2 separate regions of the Homo sapiens genome follow, and region 2 is linked to region 1. The links are chromatin loops, found by intact Hi-C in ENCODE. Cell type or tissue: ascending aorta. All regions are shown on one strand. Links, peaks and the distances in the headings refer to the core of each region. The heading gives the core; the rest is flanking DNA. Region 1 overlaps TBC1D2B (TBC1 domain family member 2B). Region 2 has its middle 190 kb from the start of TBC1D2B.

Evidence for each region. A loop is a pair of places that touch in the nucleus more often than their neighbours do. Peaks named below come from ENCODE experiments on the same cell type or tissue, not always from the same donor. Only the 100,000 strongest peaks of a DNase experiment are listed, where the experiment ranks them.
Region 2: it touches region 1 in a loop (2.2-fold over the local background); 1 of 110 quality-filtered maps calls a loop at or near these places.

Annotation. Positions count from the first base shown.
Region 1 is chr15:78,002,568-78,006,951 of GRCh38, reverse strand. It overlaps TBC1D2B (TBC1 domain family member 2B), which reads left to right. Exons shown (of 13, transcript NM_144572.2): 11 at 3,462-3,647. Among named protein-coding and RNA genes, the nearest start is that of TBC1D2B, 73 kb to the left of the region's middle. In ascending aorta, for the core only: a CTCF peak has its summit at 1,836; a DNase peak (open chromatin) is centred at 1,721; H3K27ac peaks cover 1,661 bases.
Region 2 is chr15:77,886,256-77,890,639 of GRCh38, reverse strand. It overlaps the pseudogene CSPG4P13. Among named protein-coding and RNA genes, the nearest start is that of TBC1D2B, 190 kb to the left of the region's middle. RefSeq lists an enhancer at 2,204-2,946. In ascending aorta, for the core only: no CTCF peak of the experiment used is centred there; DNase peaks (open chromatin) are centred at 1,469, 2,394 and 2,758; H3K27ac peaks cover 3,668 bases.

The sequences.
Region 1 (4,384 bases), core at 138-4,137:
TGTGTGCCTGCTTGTCCTCCAGCTAGTCAGTGGTACCTGAGGGCCACGGCCCTGTCTTTCCTTTTTCTTTCTTTTTCCTTTTCCTGTATGCCTGGCACCCCACACAGTAAATGTTTGAACTTACATGAGCTACTCTTTGACCAGGGAAAGAGAGTTGGCATTTACTGAGCCCTGGCCCCGTGCCAGCAGCTGTACAACTGCACAGAGCCTGCACGCTTGAGCCATCAGTATCCCTATTTGACTTGGGAGAAAACTGGGAGCCGAAGACACTAATAAGCAATTTGCCTGAGGTGCCACCGATGAGGGGCTGAGCTGGGGTTTGAACTCAGGCCTCTGCAACTCTGGGCCTAAACTTGCCTGTCTGTGCCCACGGCCTCCTAGAACATCACAGGAGGATGGCAAGAGAGCTGGAGCTCTCACCTTCCCAGAGGGTGGGCTTTCGCCACAGCTGCCCCCTTCAGGTCCCTGTCCCAGTTTCTCAGATGTCAGTGGATCCCAGGAGAAGCTCATCTGGTCTCCCTGTGATTGCTTCACTTGCTAATTACCCAAGAAATGTATTGTTCTGTTGCGTTGGTGTGTAGGAAATGAACAGCAACAGGAAGAGGCAGCAGTCAGTCGGGTGGGATTAGAGGGTCAGTAAAGAAAGTTTTGTGTGTTCATGGGCACCTGAAAGCTAATAGCTTTCAAAGACTCAAATTTAAAATATCAAATGACTCAATGTTTCAGAATAAGAAAAATGAAGCATTGATCTTTCTTAATTCCATTGAGGTGTGGTCAAGCACATTGGTTAGGAACTTGGGGGGAGGGTCACATGTAGTAGATCACAACCCAGGCCCTACCTCCTGTGAGCTGTGGAGCTTGGACACATCATTTAACATCTCTGTGCCTCAGTTTCCCCATATGTAAGATGAGAGTAATACCCCCCTCACATAGACTTTTGAGGTTGAATTGAGATGATGCATTAAAAAAAGTTGAATGTAATGCTTAGAACATTGTAAAAACTCAATAAAAGTTGGTAGTATTGTTATAGGGGAAGACCTATTTTAAATGTCTGGATTTAAGATAAAATTTGCATCACATTGTCACATAAACATAAATGTAAAATCTAAGGAGACTTTTTCCCCCCTGACTATACAAGTAATAGATGATCACTAAACAGAAGTCAGGCAGTATAGAAAGATGTTAAGAAGAAAATGAAAATTGCCTGTTATTCTACCAACTGGAGAACCGTGGTTAGCATTTTGATGTATTTCCTTTTGCTTTTCTCCCCCTAGTTCACATAGGTATCCAAATTGAGAGCACAGTGTATCCTGGCTTGTTCACATTATAGCATGAGCATTTTCCCATGTCATTTTATACTGTGTACCCATCCTATTTGGTGGCCTAATATTCCATCAGGTGGGTGCTAGAATGTGTTTAATTATCCTCCCACTTATCGATGGCCATTGCGTAAGGTGGCTCTTAAAATGCGGATAGCTTTGAGTGTGCTGTCAACCCTGAGCACTGGGCTTTGCCAATCACTGTCAAACTGCCTCCTGCCAGAACCAAGTGCCCGAGCCCCGTGCCCACTGCTACTGCAGTCCACATGCTTGTCAGCTTTTCCATTCATTCCATGCTTTGAGTGCATGTTCTGTGCCAGGACCTTGCTAGGTGCTGAGGACACAGAGATGAATGACACAGTCATTCCATGTCCTCCAGAGCTCAGTGGAGGAGGGAGCTTGAACAGAGGCCAGAGCAAGCGTTTCCTGGCAGCCTGCTCCACACCAGCCCTCCGCCAAGCACCCGAGCAGCCTTAAGAGTGAGGCACAGTCTGCCTCCTAGTTGGGAGAAGAGATGTGTACAAGGATCTTCTCCCATGTCAGGGCCAGCTGATATGCCCCTCCCTCTTGGACGTCTGCAGCTGGATACTCCAGGCTGAATGAATTACATCATCATTAGCTGGTCTTACAGTGAGCCGTCCATCTCCCTTGCCACTTTACAGCTCCTGAAAGGCAGCTCCTGGCTGGGCATGAAGTATAGGAAAATATGTACAGTTAACCCTTGAACAACGTGGGTTTGAACTGCATGGGTCCACTTACATGTGGATTTTTTCAACTACACACAGATTGAAAATACAGTATTCACAGGATGTGAAACCCTCTTATACGGAGGGCCAGCTTTTTGTGTATACACCAAGGGATGACTATAGTTGTTTTTTACACTATGGATAGAGAAATTGGTTTAGTAGGTTGGTACTAGGTTTTTATTTTTATTTTTTTCCCATAAAATCCAATTGTCCAATTGATTAGAATTAAAAGCATCAAAGTGTAGTCCACTGTGTGAGATTAAGTATTGTTTTGTGAAACATTTGTTTCTGTTTTGTACACGTGCATACCGGTTCACGTGGAGTGGGTGATGGTTGAAGATGCATGTTTTTTTGTGAGGAAAGCCCCTGGCTAGGAAAGCCCCTGGCTGACAGGATAGCGTCTTGACTCCTCAGTGTGACGCAGGGGTGTCTGTGGCCAGCTTCTGCCTGGCTGTGCTGCCTCACCTCCCAGCCCTCCTGCCTGGAAGCCTGAGCTCTAGCTGTAGGAGCGGTTTCTCCTCAGTGCTTGGCGGGGACCTGTCCATGGTTCCACAGGGCTGTATGAACACATCGTTACCAGGGCCTGGCCATGGTTAGGATGGTCCACGTGTCTGGCCTTCCCTTCTCATCTTTTAACTCCTTGAGGTCAGGGTTGAACTTTATTCAACGCTCTGCCCAGCACTGGCCCCGTGCCTGACACAGAGTGGCAGTAACCAGGTATTGCTCGTCTGTCGTGCGCAGGTAGTTTATATAAGCCTCATTTAATCCTCACAGTAGTCCAGTAAGAGAGAGGTAATTAACTATTTTCCAGATGAGGCACAGAGCCGTTTAGAGCATAATTTGCTAAAAGCCACCCAGCTAGTAAGTGGTAGAGCTGAGATTCAGACTCAGGTTCATGTGACGCCGGAGTCCTCGCCACCCCCACTGCACATGCAGCCCAGCAAATGTTTGTTGAATGGATGTGGTGATGCTGCTTCCTTTTTGGAAGCAGAATCCCCATCTGCCCAGGATTCTAGTTTGTGGCCCTTTGTGTCAACATCTCACGTATTTACTTGTGGATTGGCAAGGCTGACTGTCCTACCTGCTGCTTGCAGTGGCCTATTTCCCAGGGCATTTTGAGTGCAGGAGTTGGTTTCAGGTTACAGACTCCCCTACTCCCATGCCCTGTGGAAAGCATGCTGTTCAGCGGACACTCGGTGTGTACCTGCAGTGCACGAGGTCAGCGCTGCTGGAACATAGTAGTCTGGCTCCGTGATGGGCCCCACGGTGCATTTGGAACAGTTGTGCTGCTGTCACTTGGGCTCCACCCCCAGGCTCTCAGGTTGCGCGTCTGCTCGTCTGCTTACCCGGTGACCTGGCAGGCCTGATACACTTCTCCCCTTTGTTCCCTCTCCAGGTGGACCAGCGGGTGTTCAGAGACCTTATGAGTGAGAAGCTGCCTCGGTTGCATGGCCACTTTGAACAGTACAAAGTCGACTACACTCTCATCACTTTCAACTGGTTTCTGGTGGTATTTGTGGATAGTGTCGTTAGTGACATCCTCTTTAAAATATGGGACTCTTTCCTTTATGAAGGACCAAAGGTGAGTTAGCTCAGCTCAGCTATTTTCAGATATACACACTTGACAACCGTCAGCAGCGTTGGTGGCGGTAGAGCGGCTGGCTCACCTGGAACTTATGAGGGTTACCATGGTGCCCAAGGGATCTCAGCACGGCCTGCACTAGATCTGGGTCCAGGGTATCAGGAAACCACAGTCATTTGTTCATGTATCAGAAACATTCAACCCACATCAAGCCCTGTGATAGGCGCTGGGAGCTATGGCTTACAGTTTGAGCCTGAGCCTCACCATCTGTCAAATGGCTGGTGGTGTTACCCCATCATATGGAGGAGGAGATGGAGGCCCAGAGATCTAATAAGCAGGGGATTAGGGGGGCTAATGAGGGGGACTAACTTGGGGGAGCCAACTTCAGAGCCTTACTGCCCATGAGCCTCCCACCCGCTCTGTTGTATGTTTTTTAAAAATCAGTTTTTGAATAAGGAATATATTTACATATTAAACCCTAATTGTATAAACAGGTGTTTGTAATGGAGTGGAGGCCCCTCCCTAGTCTTCTAGTTACTCTTCTCAATTTATTCTTTACCTTAGCCGGGCACAGTGGCATGTGCCAATTGTCTCAGCTACTTGGGAGGCTGAGGTAGGAGGATCATTTGAGCTGAGGAGTTAAAATATAGCCTGGGCAACACAGCAAGACCCAGAAAACAAACTAAATTAGAGAAAGTACAGGCCCTTAGATATGGGGAAAGCAGTTTGTTCCAAAG
Region 2 (4,384 bases), core at 272-4,271, 120 kb after region 1:
AGGTGTGGCCACTACCGTGGGTACAGTAGAGCCATCTCTGGCCTAAATGGCCACAGGTCTGGCCAGACTGGAAGCTCTTGAGGACAGGACCAGGGCCCACATGCTAAGAGAATGAAAGGATCAAATGTGGCATTTGGCCCATGTGAGGGTTTTTCTATCAGGCAGAGCTGTCCCACCACAGCAAGCCCCCAGCACTGGTGGTGCTCCAGCGGGAGGGCGTTGCCGGGGGGTGCACCAGGAAACCTCAGTGTCCTTGCTAGTGAACCTCTGGGCTACCCAGGCCCATCAGGGATCCCAAGACTGAGACCTCTCTTCCTGGGCAGGCCTGGCTCCTCCTGGAATAGGTTCCTGCCTAGCACCCCCACCTGCCAACTGCCTGGAAGCCTGCAGCCTGTGGGCCCCCCTGGAGCTGTGCCCACCGCCACCACACTCCCTCTGGCCCTCCTTTTCTCTCCCGGCCTCAGGCCCAGCCTCTGCTAATGCACCACGTCTCTCTCACTGGCACCAACTCTCCAGGGCTCCAGGCCCACTGCCAGTGTCCCTCAGATGTCCACGGCAGGAACACCCATAGGAACCCCCAAGCCCAGCCCCACCCAAAGCAAGGAGGACTCAGTGTCGTCTCCCCTACAGCCGGCTCGCCAGCCCCGTGAAGGCCCGACTGTCCACCTGTTGCTGAGTAGACATCTGAGGGTCGCGCTGAACTCTCCTCCTCCTCCCTCCCCACAGCCACTGCTGATTAATACTCAGGTTCCATCCATCCAGTCCCCAAATTCTCCTTCAACTTCATCTTCCTCTCTTGCTCCCTGGTCCATCCATAAGGCGGCTGGCCACCGTCCTTGGTCTGGCTTAATCAATCTCCTGACTCCCTTTGCTAATAGCAGCCCCAGTTAACCCAAACTGAAAGCCGCTCTCTCAGCCTCCCTTGGCTTTGCTGGCTCCCACTGCCCCAGGGTCAGGCCCCCACCCCTGGGTGGCGACGAAAGCCAGGGTGCCCTCGGCCCTGCCTGCAGGGTCTCTTGCTCTCTTCCACGGACACTCCACGCCTCCGCCTCACTAGACTCTGCACTGACTCTGCGCACACCTAGCAGGCCCGACCTGCTGCCTTCGCTCAGGCTGGGCCTGCTGCCGGGCCAGCTCTTCTCTCCTGTCCGCCTGTGAAATGTCCTCATGCTCTTTTGGGAAAAAAGCCCAAAGCGCCTTCTTTGTCCTTGGGGTGCAAAGACACTCGCTGTGGCCCAGGGGGCTGTGCTGTTGTCACCTCTCTCCATTTACACTGTGAGCCTTGGGGACTAGACTGACCTTGCTTGGGGACAGGAGGTGAAAAGAAAGGAGGGAGGGGCTGCCTCTGGGAGCTCGCCCCAGCCCTCCCCACTTTGTCTTACCTCCAGGCTCCTTTCCAGGCCTCTTCTGCTCTCCAGGGCCCCAGGGCTCAGAGGCAGGGGGCTGGACATAATGGCCAGGGAGGGCTGGAGGGACTGCCCCAGCCAGAAACTGCTTTTCTGGGCCTGTGATGACAGAGTCTTGTGCTTGTTTTTAAAGAAAATAGAATCTGAGCCCCTATTTATAGCCGGAGGCCACAGCCACAGACAGAAGACGGATGGGGTTTGAGGCTTACAGGCCCCTGCTCTAGCATGGACTGGGAGGTGGGGCCATTCCCAGGCCCCCCTGCCCGCCTTTGTCAACCCCCAAGGAAGTGCCTGTGGGATCCTGACACTCCCTGGGACAGGATGTAGCCTGCACTTTGGGGCACGGGAGGACCTGGTGAGGGGAGCGGAACATTTCTCAGGATTGGTCCCTGGGGCCCAGAGTCCCTTGTGGGAATGGGAGGAGGTGAGGGTCTGTTATGTCTACTGAGAAGGCAGAGAGGGCCCTGGGGACGGGTGGGGTGCTGGCGGCAGGGAGCACTTCTGACTGCCGTGGAACCCGGTAAAGGAGAAGGGAAGGAGAACAGAGCAGGACTGGAGAGATGGGCAGACAGACAGAGAGACAGGGTAGGAAAGACAGACAGAAAGAGATGGAGGAACCACAGCCAGGGGTGGGAAAGGACAGAGAGATGGAGAGAGCGGGATGGGGGGATGGACTGAGAGATCGGGGGTGCTCTGCAGCCCGGGTGACCCTGCGCAGGGGCAGACAGAAGCCGTGAGGGGAGACTGAAGTGTGGCTTCCGTTCCATAGAGTCTTCATGGTGCTCCAGGCAGCGTGGTCAGAGTCCGGGTGGAGCCGGTGAGGAGGGAGGAAGCAGGCGTCTCTGTGGCCTCGCCCACCCCCAGCCTCCAGGGTCTAGGGGCTGGAGACCCTCCGTTCCCGGCAGTCTCCACGGGGAAGGCCCAAGGCCTATTGGAGGCAACTCAATGTTGTGGGGCAGAGCCCAGATTGACCTTGTCACCAAGATCCCCAAGGGCTGTCTTGGGCACGGCCGGGACCTTGAGGGACAGGTCTGGTCTCTGGCTTGCTATGGAGTGAGTTCCCTAGGCCTGGAGGGCTCACAAGCTAAGGCTATGGCCTGGACTCACACCTGCTGCCAGCCTCTACGCAGACCCCTCCCTTGGCTGCGCTTGTAGGGGCTGTGGGGTAACCGTAGCCTGGGGCATGTGTCATGGAGCCACAAGCAGTGACTCAGACAGTTAAAAAAGGAGCAGCTCTGAGTGGTGACTCAATTGGCTCTGGAGGGGCTGGGTGGGTCTGGCTGGTACAAGATGGGGTGGTCTGGGTTTATTTTTGGCAGGGCGGGGCTGGGGCCAGGGGGTGGAAGATGGGAACCGGGGGTGGAGAGGAGCCGCTGCTCTCATCCCGGGGGGAGCCCCAGGGCTCCATGCCAACTTAGGAAAGTGGCTTTCCAATGCCAGGGAGTCCTGGCAGGCTGGGCTGCTTCTCAGCCCCATTCCAGGCCTAGCCTGCCTTGCTGCTTGGCCCAGGACAAGCAGCTGGCTCTCTCTAGATAGAGGCAGAGGCCCCTGTCCTGTTCCCAAGAGGCTCAAGCTCAGAATTTAGAGCTGACCTAGGAGACTGAAGATTCCACCCAGAGGCCCAGATAGGGCCAGGGTCTCCCCAAGGCCACACAGCAGGGCCAGGTAGCCCAAGGGCTGTGGCACCATCAGCCAGCTGGCTCAGGTCTCTACAATATCTCACCGGCCCCAGGGCTGTCCACGGTTGGAAGGACAGCCCCTGTCTGAGTACCCACCCCTGGAGGGGCTCAGCCAGGCTCCAGGTGGGTGGCCAGAAACACATGGGCCCCACATGCCCAGAGATAGAATCTCGGCCAGGGGCAGCCACTTGGATTCTGTTAGCACATGTGGGTGGGGGGCCTGTCTGGGCCCTGTCCAGGGGTCTGTGGAGAAGAGTCACCTCTACGTGGGTGAAGGCAGTGGGGGCCTGCACAATGGGATCTTGCCCTGAGGGCTCAGGCACGGGCCGGCCCTTGTCCGGGGTCCCTCCAGTGTCCCAGCCCCAAGCTGCACACCCCACTCTGCAGTCACCTCAGTCACCTGCCCACACCTCCCCCTACTCTGAGCTCACATACACCCATCCCCCTGAGGGGTCCTAGCAGCCCAGAGCGGAGAGGGCTGTCCCCTCCCTCAGTCCGGATTTCTGCTCCTCGTGATGCAGCCACCACTGCTTATGTCATGAGTGGTGGTAACAGCCCCATGGTGGCCCTGGCAGGTGAGCTATCTTGCGTCCCTGGGCCCTGGCCTCCAGCCCCCACCTCCAGAGAGGGATTCGCGAGGGGTTGGTAGAGAGCAGGGAAAAGACAGGCTTCTAGGGTCCCTTGTCCCATAAAAGGTCCTGATACCTGCTCATTCTCTTCTCACTCACCTGCTCTGGGGACAGGGGGTTCCTGCTGTGCCCCGGCCCAGTGAGCCCCATCCTAGGGGCTGTTAGGCTTGGGAGAAACAGGCCCTGGGGAGGGCCAGGCAGGGGCTGTCCCTGCTTCTTCTAGCACTGGGAGAGGGGTGTGGGCCTCAGCCCAGTTAGCCACAGAGATGCAGACCCCCACCCCCTCCCACCTTCTGAAGGGTCCTGGGCTGGCAGGCAGCCGCTGGCTGATACCCTCTCCAGAGCCCACCTCTCCTTTTCCACGTCCCTTGGTCCCACACGGACTCACGGGGCCACCTCCTCTAGGCCTTTGCCTCGGAATCTTCCTGAAAGACTCCTAAGCAGAAGTCCCCATGTCACCAGGCCACTCCACCCTGGGAAGAAGATGCTAATAGCAGAGTGACTGCAGCCTCAGGAGCAGACGTCCACCGAGCATTGATTCCAGGCAAAGTGTCTTGCTTAATCCTCACACGTAATCCTCGACGTAAGAGGTCGAAATTATTTATCCCCATTTTAGAGAGGAGAAAACTGAGGCTCAGAAAAACAGTCACTTGCCCAAGGTCACGCATGG